2 separate regions of the Homo sapiens genome follow, and region 2 is linked to region 1. The links are chromatin loops, found by intact Hi-C in ENCODE. Cell type or tissue: OCI-LY7. All regions are shown on one strand. Each heading gives the region's core, and the rest is flanking DNA. Links, peaks and the distances in the headings are about the cores only.

Region 1 (6,680 bases), core at 862-5,861:
CACTTAGATTACTTATCTCTCTTGAATTAGTCTTCCTCTTCTTTTCTCACTCACCTAGTACATCTCTGCCCTAACATCCCACATATGATAAAGTTTATACATTTTAATTTAATTTATATATTTTAACTCAGGGTCCTCAGGAACCTACAGTCTCAGTTACTCTGTTAACCCCATTTTCTATTACACCAGCCACAAATGCTCTCATATAACCAAGCTGTGGCTGCCTACTGTATACTAAACATTCATTGATTTACAGTATGTCGTGTAATTCTCTCATCAGCTTTTAGATACTATTATTATTTCCGTTTTAAAGAAACGAAAACTGAGGCACAGAGAAATTAACTGGTAGAAGGAACCCACAGCTTATCAGGAGAGCAGTCAGAGTTTGAATCCAGTGAGCCACTCGTTGGAGGTGGGTTCTTCAGCATGGTCTTTCATAGGGGCGGAAACCTCGTTCAGGTATCCTATGCAGTTATCTTGAATCAGAATCTGTGGGGTGATTTATTTATCTAGTGAGTGATGCCTAGCACCTATTTACATGGTCAGAGAATGCCTCTCTCAGGAGCTGACATTTCAGCCAAGGCCTGGGAAGTACAGGGTGGAGGGTGAGGGGAAAGGAGAGCATTCCAGGGAAAGGAGATGTTGTGTGTAAAGGTCTGGAGCTTATTCCCTCATTTGTCAGCAGTGTGAATGTTTATCTTTTTGACATCATTCTTACGTCTTTTGGCAGCTTAAGCCAAATATATCAATCTATTTTTTGAGATTTACTCCTCATGTGATTCTCATACAGTTGGCTTTTATTTTATTTTATATTTTATTTTATTTCGAGACACTCTTGCTCTGTTTCCCAGGCTGGAGTGCAGTGGTGTGATCTTGGCTTATTGCAGTCTCCTCTTCTCGGGTTCAGATGATCCTCCTGCCTCAGCCTCTTGAGGAGTTGGGGCTACAGGCGTGTGTTACCACGCCCGGCTAATTTTTGTAGTTTTAGTAGACCCGTGGTTTTGCCATGTTGGCCAGGCTGGTCTTGAACTCCTGGCCTCAAGTGATCCACCTGAGTTGGCCTCCCAAAGTGCTGGGATTACAGGCATGAGCCACTGCACCCAGCCGGAGGTAGGTTTTAATAATCATATTTTGGGAGGCCGAGGTGGGTGGATCACCTAAGGTCAGGAGTGCGAGACTAGCCTGGGCAACATGGTAAAACCCCGTCTCTACTAAAAATAGAAAAATTACCTGGGCACGGTGGCCTGTGCCTGTAATCTCTGCTACTCGGTAGGCTGAGGCAGGAGAATTGCTTGAACCTGGGAGGTGGAGGTTTCAGTGAGCCAAGATTTGCCACTGCACTCCAGCCTGGGAAACAGAGCGAGACTCCATCTCAAAAACAAACAAACAAAAAAATAGTCACATTTTACACATGAGAAAAATTGAGATTCATAATACTTAGCAATGTGTAAAGGTCATATAATAAGTGGCAGGAAAAAAATGGCAGAGATGGGATTATGCTTCAGGCTCTCTGAATTCTGCGCTCTTTCCTCATACTGTTGATCAGTCATTCTACATGTAACCATGGATAATAATTTATACTCCTCCCATAACAGATGGATTTATCTTCCTAACCAGGTTCTACATTAGTAGAGTTTAGGGACCCTGTTTAGTACTTGTCTCCCTCATAAACACCAACTACTGCGTTATATATAAATGGTCAGTAAATAAAAGTTGTTTCCATGTATCAGTTTTGCTAAAGCCAGAGGCATTTCAGACCATTTTTCCTATGGTAAAATAAAATTTTGATAGTTAAAAAGTTATTTGCAGGGTACATGCATCATTTTTCTAAAAACAATAAAGCTATTTATAAAGAAATACCAGGCAGTGGTTCTGAAATACATGGAACATAAAAACTAAATTAAAGATCTAAGGCCAACCTTACTTGTTTTGCAGATTTATTCATTTGCTCAGCACAATTGGTTGGAAGAGAATAACTTCAGTTTTGCAGACTATCATTTACATTCTCTACTAGCACAGATAAGCAGATAAAACAGTCATGGACACTCCTTTCAGAACCACACATGATCCCTGAGTTATGTATCACCCATTTTGTGGTTGTAATTCTATTGACTAGTCACTAGCATTTGAATCTGTCATCTTGCAAATACAACTTTCTTATCAATGACTGCCCTATGGTTTTATTCTTAGTTACTTTTGGTAACTGGTTGGATTGTCTTGTTTTCCTTGTCATGATCTTTTTAAACACGTATTCTTAACATCTGAATTCTCTTTGGTTGCAAGTGACTGCAATGTGCAAACACCTTTAATTCAATCAAGTGAAAAGGGGGTTTATTGAGATGGCAGGGGTGTGGTTCACAGAATCACCAAGTCACAGCAAGGGTAGGGGTGCAGTTGGATTTCAGAAGCAACTGGAACCTGGTTTTGAGCCCTGTTAGGAATCTCTCCATCTCTTGCCTCTGATTCTCTCTTGCGGCCAGCTACTTGCTCCATATGGTGAGGAGCATCGCCACTGCAGTTCCACATTTTACAGCTGCAGCAAGAAAGAGGTGGACCTGACATCCCCTCTCATTCAAGGCTTCCCCAAAATCCCAGGAAAGCATTCTAATTAGCCCAGCTATCCTGGATTGACCTGGAAATTGTCTCATTTGCCCCTATGGGGTCTGCTATGGCACAGGGCTCAGAAACCCTGACCTCACCTGGAGCTAATTTTGACTGACCCATGTCAGCTTATGAGAACTGTATCTGCCAGCTGATTTTTAGTTTAGACTGGCTGCCCTGAAGAAGCCCTCTGTCTTTCTTTGCCAAAGGCAGTGTCTCTGTTGGCTCGCTGAGCTTCCTTTCCAGCCTAAGGGGACATCTGCAGTTTACTCAGCATGTTTGCAAATCTGAGAAAACTGACAATCCCTGAGCTTCTTCTGTGAGGGAAGCTCAAGTCACCTGTTTCACCACCTGCTGTGCAACTGCAGGTGACCCGTTTGGATGTGTCTTTTTCTGTTGAGAAACATTACTGTTTATAACAGAATAATACTTAACATAGAATGACAGGAAATAACAATACTAGACAAATGTTTCTCTTTAAAAGAATGGGACCGTTATCTTGCATATCAGTTCTTCTAGCTACTAAAGGAAAAGGTCCCAAAAAAGAAATAATACTTTACATTTACACCACAAGTTTTTCAAAGAGATAAAGTGGGAGGCTAAAGGTCACTGTCATCTTTCATCTTATGAACTGTTTTTTGATGTTATTTTCTTCAGAACATTAAGAGCAGCCAACCACCTGGTTCCCTCATTATGCAAAATTATTGCATTTTAAGATCAGATTGGATGTTATTTCCAGAACTGTAAGCATTTCTAATTTGTAAGAGCACTGGTTTTTTTTGGTGCAAAAAGGATCGTTTTTGGAATGATTATACTGTAATAACTGTAGAAGAGATAGTTTTATATGTGGTTGGTTGTGCTGTCACTTTAGTTAAATTCAAAGGCATTTATAATTATTCACCATTTGCAAGACATTCATATGTGCATTCTATGAGACTGCTAAAGGTAAGTAAGGTATAGCTTGTGCTTGAGTCCTAGAGGAGCTAAATGGGTATGATGACTCTCCTCCCAGAGGAGGGTGCATCATGACAAATGTCACCTACCCTGATTCTACTAAACCTATGCCACAGAGAGCACAAGCACAAAGGAGCTGCGTGCACATTCCACTCAGTGAGTCTGTGCCCTGCAGTAGGTGGACAGTGAGAGCCTGTGAATGTGAATCTGCCATTCCTGCAGGCTCACTTGGTTCCTGCATGCCTCCCAGAGCATGAACATTTCTAGGGCTTAAAGGTATCCATTTTGCATATAACATGGCGTCTAAATACAAGTCAGCAGTAACTTCTAGTGCTTACAAGGAAAAGGCAATCAGTTTTAATGGTGGAAATGCCACTATTTTGGACTTCTTGTAGGGCTATGTGACAGTCTCCAGCAGTGGCTTCCTATGGGATTTTCAAGAATAACCTGGACGATAGAAGATTTTTGCCTCATATGTTGTTTAGAATTTATCACCCATGTAAGATGCGAATCTACTGAAACAGAAACATAAATAAGGTGCGTTCTGTGTTTCTATGTAGAAGAGAGTATTTAATCCTAACTCATGTATTTATTTTGGGGAAAAGTGTCAGGGAGGATGTGGCATTTGAGCAGAGATTTGAGGGAAGAGAAGGATTTTTATAGGTGGGAATGGGTAGTGGAAGGAATAAATTTCCAATTCAGCAAACCATGTAAGTTAATATGATGTTCAGGGAATAGTGAATAGTCTAATAAGGTTTGGAATATGTGGGCTTTATTATAGGAAGAAGAGGCCCTAAATATAGGTTTGGATCAGATTGTGGGGGAGGGTAGCCTTGAAAGCCACTGTCACTGTAAGAGTTTGGATTTTATTCTGTATGTGATGGGGAACCATTAAGTTGTGTGTGTGTGTGTGTGTGTGTGCGTGTGTCTGTGTGTGTGTGTGTGTCACAGAATGAAATTAGCAGATGTATCATTACCAGAAATGGTCAGGATAGAATCCTGAAGTTTCAAAATAGGTCTTTATAGTCCTACCTATTCCTTTCATGGTGGTCATTATCCAGGAAGCAGCTGAAAGGAGATGATGTCTTTCAGGGGATAGCGGTGTTTAAGGATTAAACACTCTTATTGAAGTGTGTGTGGACTAAGAGGAAATGAGGGACATAGACTATCAGCCCATTGTGCTGCTATTGCCTGTATATTATATATGTTATAAACCTACTAACAATTCAGTGTTATAGTTGTTGCTTTATGAAATGTGATGTCTTAAGGAAATTAAGAGAAGAGCAAAAATTTATGTTTACTCTTTTCTGTTTACTCACATACTTATTTAAAATTTAAAAAATTTATCTATGTATTTTTATTACAATTTTAAACATAACATAAAATTCACGATTTTTACCATTCTTAGGTGTATGGTTCTGTGGTATTAAGTACATTCACATTGCTGTGCACCCATTATCACCATCCATCCACAGAACTGTTTAATCTTCACAAACTGAAACTCCGTACCTGTTAAATACTTAACTCCTCATTCCCTTCTGTTCCCAGCCCTGGCAGCCAACATTCTTTCTGTCTCTTTGAATTTCAGTACTCTAGGTACCTCATAGATGAGGACTCATGCAATATTTATCCTTTGGTGACTGGCTTCTTTCACTTCGTGTAATGTTTTCAAGGTTCATTCATGTTGTAGCGTGGGTCAGAATTTCCTTCCTTTTTAAGATGATATAATTTTCTATTATATGTAAATATCACATTTGTTTATTCATTCATCTGTTGATGGACACTTGGGTTGCTTCTACCTTTGGCTATTGTGAATAATGCTGATGTGAATATGGACGTACAGATATCTGTTTGTGTCTCTGCTTTCAGTTCTTTTAGGTATGTACCCAGAAGTGGACTTGTTGAATCATGTGGTGATTCTGTTTATTTTTTTGAGGAACTGCTGTGCTGTTTTCCATGGTGCTGCACCATTTTACATTCCCACTAACAGTTCACAAGGGTTCCAGTTTCTCCAGATCTTTACCAATACCTGTTATTTTGGTTTTTTGATAATAGCCAACCTAATGGGTATGAAGTATCTTACTGTGATTTTTACTTGTCTTTTTCTAATGACTTTGTGATATTGGAGAAATGTCTACTTAAGTCCAGTGCCCACTTTTTTTTCTTTTTTTTTTTTATTATACTTTAAGTTCTAGGGTACATGTGTACAACGTGCAGATTTGTTACATATGTATACATGTGCCATGTTGGTGTGCTGCACCCGTTAACTCATCATTTACATTAGGTATATCTCCTAATGCTATCTCTCGCCCCTCCCCCCACCCCATGACAGGCCCCGGTGTGTGATGTTTTGCACTCTGTGTCCAAGTGTTCTCATTGTTCAATTCCCACCTATGAGTGAGAACATGCGGTGTTTGGTTTTCTGTCCTTGCGATAGTTTGCTCAGAATGATGGATTCCAGCTTCATCCATGTCCCTACAAAGGGCATGAACTCATCCTTTTTTATGGCTGCATAGTATTCCATGGTATATATGTGCCACATTTCCTTAATCCAGTCTATTACTGATGGACATTTGGGTTGGTTCCAAGTCTTTGCTATTGTGAATAGTGCCGCAATAAACATACGTGTGCATGTGTCTTTATAGCAGCATGATTTATAATCCTTTGGGTATATACCCAGTAATGGGATGGCTGGGTCAAATGGTATTTCTGGTTCTAGATCCTTGAGGAATCGCCACACTGTCTTCCACAACAGTTGAACTAGTTTACAGTCCCACCAACAGTGTAAAAGTGTTCCTATTTCTTCACATCCTCTCCAGCACCTGTTGTTTCCTGACTTTTTAATGATCGCCATTCTAACTGGTGTGAGATGGTATCTCATTGTGGTTTTGATTTGCATTTCTCTGATGGCCAGTGATGATGAACATTTTTTCACGTCTGTTGGCTGCATAAATGTCTTCTTTTGAGAAGTGTCTGTTCATATCCTTTGCCTTTTTGATGGGGTTTTTTGATTTTTTCTTGTAAATGTGTTTAAATTCTTTGTAGATTCTGGATATTAGCCCTTTGTCAGATGGGTAGGTTATAAAAATTTTCTCCCATTCTGTAGGTTGCCTGTTCACTCTGAT
Region 2 (6,680 bases), core at 771-5,770, 130 kb before region 1:
CAGGACCCCACCCCAGGGGAATCAGAATCACTGAGAGAAGGGCCTAGGAATCTGCATATTTAAAGGTTCCCCAGGTGATTCTGCTACACAGGGATGACTTAGAACTACTGCTCCAAGGCTGGGGGTGGTGGCTCATGCCTGTAATCCCAGCACTTTGGGAGGCCGAGGTGGGCGGATCACGAGGTCATGAGTTCGAGACCAGCCTGACCAACATGGTGAAACCCCGTCTCTACTAAAAATACAAAAATTAGCCAGGCGTGGTGGCATGTGCCTGTAATCCCAGCTATTCAGGAGGCTGAGGCAGAAGAATCACTTGAACCTGGGAGGCAGAGGTTGCAGTGGGCCAAGAACACGCCACTGCACTCCAGCCTGGGTGACAGAGTGAGACTCCATCTAAAAAACAAAAGAACTACTGCTCCAGGTGCTCAAACAAGAAAGGCAGACCTGTGATGATAAGAGGGGTGGATCACAGTACAGAGGTACCCCCAAAATCAAACCAGTGTGCTGTTACTTCTTTTCTCCAGTCTTTCCCAAACCATTCCCTTTTTGCCTGAATTTCTGGATCTTTCCAGGGTTCTTCCTAAATGTCCTAAGAAAGGCGTTTTCCTTCTGGTGTTTTCAAGGCCTCACCTTTCTACCCTACCCCACTGCCCAGCCAGGATTCTCAGTGCCAAGAAGTCTCCCTCTGCAGCTCAGATTAGAGCTACAGAGCCTGCAAGTTGCCTGAGGCTATGTGAAAAACACTCCTCCTCTTCTGGAGCGTCACTCACTGATGGTGAGTAGTGGCAAGGAGAAGTGGTGACTGGCTAGGCCAGAGAAGTGAGGCAATAAGATGAGGAACTGGCTGTGCTGGGACACAAGCTAAGACTTAACACTTTTGGCTGGAGACCAAGGGGTCTCATCATGTCAGTTATAGTCACTTATCAGCTTTCCTTTCAGGCCTTTATCTAAAAACACTATCCAAGCTTCCCCCAGACACCCACTGCATATTGTTCACCTGCTCAGCAGGTGAAGCAAGTAGGCACCTTACACAGCATCCCAGCCACAGGCACCCCCAGGAACTCAATCAAAACTCCTGCCACCCCAGAAAGCCCTGCTCCCAGCCATATCACAGGAACAAGGAGACTAGAAACATTCTTCCAGAGTGGCTGGAGAGCAAGGTATTTCATGAACTAATGGAGTCCTCTATGAAGCATATACAGTGCAAAGGGGGAGGGTAGATGCTTTTATAAGCTGTTTCATTTGCCCTTACCACAACACGTAAGACAGCAATTAGTATGTCTCCTTTACAGCTAGACAACGGCCCAACGGGGATACATACCCAGGATCTAGAAGGCAATAAAAGTAAAAGCATTTGTATACAGGCATCAAGCTTAGGGGATGGAGGTATAGACTGCTAATGGATGGCAAATCTGTGTGGAAAGTAGGGTGAAGCCTCATCACAGAGGTCTTACAGGAATCCACTAATCCCTGCTGCTAACTAAATCCAGAGAGACCACCCAGTGTGGTGGCTCACATCTGTAATCCCAGCACTTTGGGAGGCCAAGGTGGGAGGATCACTTGAGCCCAGGAGTTTAAGACCAGCCTGGGCAACATAGCGAGAGCTTGTCTGTACAAAAAATAAATAAAATTAGCCAGGCATGGTGGTGTGTGCCTGGAGTCTCAACTACTTGGGAGGCTGGGGCAGGAGGATTGCTTGGGCCTGGGAGGTCGAGGTTGCAATGAGCCATGATCATACCACTGCACTCCATCCTGGGTGACAGAGAGAGACTCTGTCTCAAAAAATAAAAATAAAATAAAATAAGATAAATCCAAGGGGAATGTTATTCAGCCATAACAAAGGAAGGAAGTACTAATACATGCTACAATGTGAATGAACCTTGAAAACATTATGCAAAATGAAAGAAACCAGTCACAAAAGGACACATATTCTATCATTCCATTTATATGAAATGCCCAGAATAGGCAAATTCACAAAAAGTAGATTCATAATTGCTGGGGCTGGGGGCAGGAGCAAATGTGGAGTGATTGCCAATGTATATGAGTTTTTTTAGGGGGTAAATGAAAATGTTCTGGAATTAGATATTAGTGATGGTTGTACAACCTTATGAATATAAGAACCACTGAATTGTACACTTTAAAATGTTGAATTTTATGGTATGTGAATTATATCTTCAAATATATATATTTGTATATATATGTCCAAAGGTAGGGGTTTCAAAATCCAAAAGCTGCCCAGGGTTCCCCGAGGCTTCTAGGAGAGCCTGAGAATAACAGAATAACTTTTCCAAGGTCTCTCAGTTAAAAAGTGGCAAAGGTGAAATGTAAACCAAAATTTGTCTGACCTTGAATATTCTGGTTTTCTACCATCTAAATGCCAAGTTCTCAGCCCCATAACTCATCAGCTTACACAGCACTCCAGCCACAGGCACTCCCAGGAATTCAATCAAAACTCCTGCCACCCCGGAAAGCCCTGGGTTGTTAGCTCAGGTTGGTTGCTTCCCTCCTAACCTCTCATTGAGGTCCTCTGCCTTGAGGAGTTGGGGTTGGGATTGAACAAGATAGGACTAGAAGAGGATACTGGAAATTTGGGTCCATGAAGCCTTTTAGGAGGTTGAGGAAGCCAGAGTGGTGCTACAGAGAAGGGTTTCAGAAATCTTGGAGGCAGAGAGAGAAGCAGGTCAGCATCTTTGTATGACTCCAGTACCTGGCAGTGTCCCACCCACAGCCTCCTGAGTCTCAGCTCATAAACCTGCAACACCAGCTCCAGCCTCTAGAGTGGCAGCTGCTGTGAGCACCAGTGCGGTGTGCCTTAGGAGCTGCAGCCCCACTTCATCTCAGAGACCCTCAGGACTGGCTCACGGTGCCTCACATCCCTGGTTAGTCACCCCAGAGGTCCAGGTCCCCCAGACACTCATTACCAGAGTCTCATGTCCTACTTTCCAGCCTTTGTACTGGCTGTTCAGTCTGCTTGGACCCCTTTCCCCAGTTACCTGTAAGGCTAAACCCCTCACCTTTAATCTCACTGCTATTATTTGAACGTCCCCTCCAAAACTCACGTTGAAATTTAGTTGCCATTGTGACGGTATTAAGAGGTAAAACTATTAAAAGGTTATTAAGCCATGAGGGCTCCATCCTCATGAGTGGATTAATGGCATTATCATAAGAGTGGGTTCATCATCTCAAGACTGTGCTGTTATAAAGCCAAGTTTAGCACTCCCTGTCTCTCACTGTCACCCTCACTTACCCTTCTGCCTTCCACCATGGGACAACACGGCACAAATATCCTTACCAGATGCCAAGACCATGCTCTTAAACTTCCCAGCTTCCTGAACTGTGAGCCAAATAAATTTTTGTTCATTATATATCATCCAGTCTGTGGTATTCTGCAATAGCAACATAAGATGGACTAAGACACTCCCTTCTGACATGGCCTATGCTGACCACTCTATTTTAAATTACATACACACAAACATATGCACACGTGTGTGCAGATACCTTTACCCCTGGCACTCCCGATTCCTCCTTACCTTAATTTACCTTGTCTTATTTTTTTTGATAGCACTTAACACCTTCCAATATTGGACATAATTTTCTTGCATGTTACTTTTGTTAGTTGTTTTCTATTTCCTCCAGCTAGAACACAAGCTCCAGAGTGGAAATCTTTGTTTTGTTTGCTAATGTAGTCCAAGCACCCAGAATAGTACATGACCTATTATAATACTCCATAAACTTGTGGAGTGAAAGAATGAATTAATGAATTAGCATTGTGTTCTGTATACACCTGATCTGCCAGGAACTCAAGGACCCACCCCATATACATATTTCCCTGAGTCCTCTGGGGTGTATGCTCTGAGCCCAGCACCAGCATCATAATCTCAGCCTTTTTCAAAGGATTTTACCTCCTCATCTCAACCCAAGCCTGGCTCATTGTTAAAAACATCACCTTGCCCACAATCACCTCGCAAAGAGGCAGTCTTTTCTCAGCTTAGGGTCCCACCCATAGCAGCCCCTTCCCTGACCACCCTATCTATTGTAGCACCCCAACTCTCTGATCCACTGTTCTCTTCTTTCAGCCCCTTCCTTCTTTCTTTTTATTAAAACACTTATTACAACATAAAATTGTTTCTTTGTCCATTTTCTTGTTTATGATCATTCTCTCTCTAGAATATGAGTGTCTTGAGGGCAGGACCATGTTTATCTGCTTCACTGTGTGTCATTAGCACTTAGCACACAGGATAGGTACTCAATGGACATATGAAGAAGGGATGAAGAGATTAAGAGGTGAGGGGTTGGAGGCATCAAGGAGAGCTGGATTTTTCCTTGTTTATTCCAAACCCTTCTGCTTTATTCAACTGCACAGGAAGAAATGATTCCATTGAGACAAAGAGTCCCCTGATTTCTTTTTAGACGGTAAAAAGAGCTTGACAATAAATGGCTAAATGGTAGATCTGGTTGTTTTTTTTTTTTTTTTTTGAGATGGAGTCTCGCTCTGTTGCCCATGATGGAGTGCAGTGGTGCCATCTCGGCTCACTACAACCTCCACCTCCCAGGTTCAAGTGATTCTCCAGCCTCAGCCTTCTGAGTAGCTGGGATTACAGGCACGCACCACCATGCCCAGCTAATTGTGTGTGTGTGTGTGTGTGTGTGTGTGTGTGTGTTTAGTAGAGATGGGTTCTTACCATGTTGGCCAGGCTGGTCTGGAACTCCTGGCCTCAAGTGATCCACCCGCCTCAGCCTCCCAAAGTGCTGGGATTACAGGCCTGAGTCACTGTACCTGGCCCTAAATGGCAGTTCTTAATATTGAAGAGGCAAGCCATAAGATCTGATAAAGAGATCTGATCATGGAACCTGGGTGTGTAGGAAAGGGGATCTTGGTCGACAGGAAACAGAAATGGCTAGCACCAAATTCAACTCTATTGGCATGCTTGCTCCCACTTGCTTGTTTAAGGGATTCACAGGGGCTGATTTGAGCATCCATCCCATGAATACAAGATGGCAACCAGAGAGCTAACTCTTCTAGTCCAAATAAGTGATAGCATTGTCTCCCTGATCTTCAAATAAATCTAGGAGTATCCCCTGAGCTATCACTCCATCGAATAGCACATCCAGAAGAGCAAGTGTGTACTGGGCCCTGGCTAAATGCTGGCCCTCCACTAAAGGCACCTTGTATAATTCTCCCCAGCTCTCATTATTCCCATTTTACAGATAAGGAGCCTGTTGAGAATGCAGTACCACATGGATTAGTACTCAGGCAGCCTGGTTCCCAAACTTGCAGGTTTCACCATTACATTTTACTGCTTCTTTTCTCTGTCATTTTCAAGGTAGAGCAACTCCATGTTGTAGTTCATTTGACATAGATAATAACTCAGCACCTCTGCACTCACCCCTAAACTGTGACTTGTATACAAAGCTGGCCCTGTAGTTATTGATGCAAGGGACGTTCTAGTTCACAACAATGAGTAGAGGTTAAAAAATAAAATAAAATAAAAATAAAAGCGGTTGCCAACAATTGCCTACATATTGCAATGGAAACCAGTCATTTTGTTCTCATTTTGTGAAAATGGGAAAAGCTACCAAGTTACCAGCAATATAAGTAGTCATGGTCAACAGGTACTTGCTGTGATTTGGAGCTCTTCCTGAGTCACCTGCTGTAAAGAAAGTGAAGTAATTGAGGATGCTTTCCTATAGAAAGGAGTTTTTACATTGCAAATATCTATCAGGGCATCACTTCTCTTTTCCAAAAATAGGACTTTTATTCCAATCTACTTTGTTCTCCTTCAAAGAGAAACTGCATTTGAATAAAAGCTCAAGTACCACCTGCAGCACTTTGGCACACGCACGCTGAAGTTATTTCTGAAATGGGGGACTGTGGGGTTGGGGCAGGAGCAAAGTGTACTTAGGATGCTCTGAATTTAAACTTAAGCCACCAAGTGTGATTCCTGTGTACCTTAAATGCCAACTCTGTGGGAAGGTTTCCTAGATGTACCATAGTCTTTTCCAAGGCCATCCCCAGAGGCAAGTGCCTGCAGTAGTCTGTATCTAACAAACACAGTATGTTTAAAAGAGGCATCAGCACAACCTAGACACTAAAAGAGTGGGGAGAGACTTTATCTTAGAACATCTAAAGCCTAGGAGGCTGAAAAATTGAAAGATGAAGGAAGAGAGATTACTACAGGAGGTCTTCTTCAAGGTGTGGGGCTCATAGCTTTTTTAAGCATCAGCAAGAAAAGGAATCAAAGAGATGCCTTCTTCTCCCTCCTACAGCTTTGAAGCTCCAGCCTTCCTAAAGCTGAAGCCCACACTGACCTTTATGAGAAAGGTAGAGCATGGTTTAGTACTTGATCTTTGTTTTGCCCTTGGAAGTAACAGCCCCACCTGCCTGTTTTCTGAAGCTGGCCTTGTCCTGCCATGGGAGTAGTTCCTTGTCTTTTCTATAGATGAGAAAGCAGATGTTAGATACTGCTCTGAGGGAGCCCTGAAAACGAGTTATAATGATCTGAGCCTCAAAAGCAAATCTAACACTCAGGCCGATCCTAAAATGACTTTGCCACCTAACTAAAGCCATATGGCCTGAGTATATTCAAACTAGATTCTTTGCCAGAGAAATTCGTTGAGAGTCAACTGTTCTCTTTAAAATCATAAGCTTCTTTAAAATTATGAAGGGGACAGTGTCCAAT

The links. Peaks named below come from ENCODE experiments on the same cell type or tissue, not always from the same donor. Only the 100,000 strongest peaks of a DNase experiment are listed, where the experiment ranks them.
Region 2: it touches region 1 in a loop (5-fold over the local background); 2 of 110 quality-filtered maps call a loop at or near these places.

The regions. Positions count from the first base shown.
Region 1 is chr7:107,087,794-107,094,473 of GRCh38, forward strand. All of the region lies in intron 2 of PRKAR2B (protein kinase cAMP-dependent type II regulatory subunit beta), which reads left to right. Among named protein-coding and RNA genes, the nearest start is that of PRKAR2B-AS1, 12 kb to the left of the region's middle. In OCI-LY7, for the core only: no CTCF peak of the experiment used is centred there; DNase peaks (open chromatin) are centred at 2,518, 2,908, 3,718, 5,378 and 3 weaker places; H3K4me3 peaks cover 5,000 bases; H3K27ac peaks cover 5,000 bases.
Region 2 is chr7:106,957,181-106,963,860 of GRCh38, forward strand. No RefSeq gene overlaps it. Among named protein-coding and RNA genes, the nearest start is that of PRKAR2B, 84 kb to the right of the region's middle. In OCI-LY7, for the core only: CTCF peaks have their summits at 2,780 and 2,982; DNase peaks (open chromatin) are centred at 2,761 and 5,751; H3K4me3 peaks cover 926 bases; H3K27ac peaks cover 1,020 bases.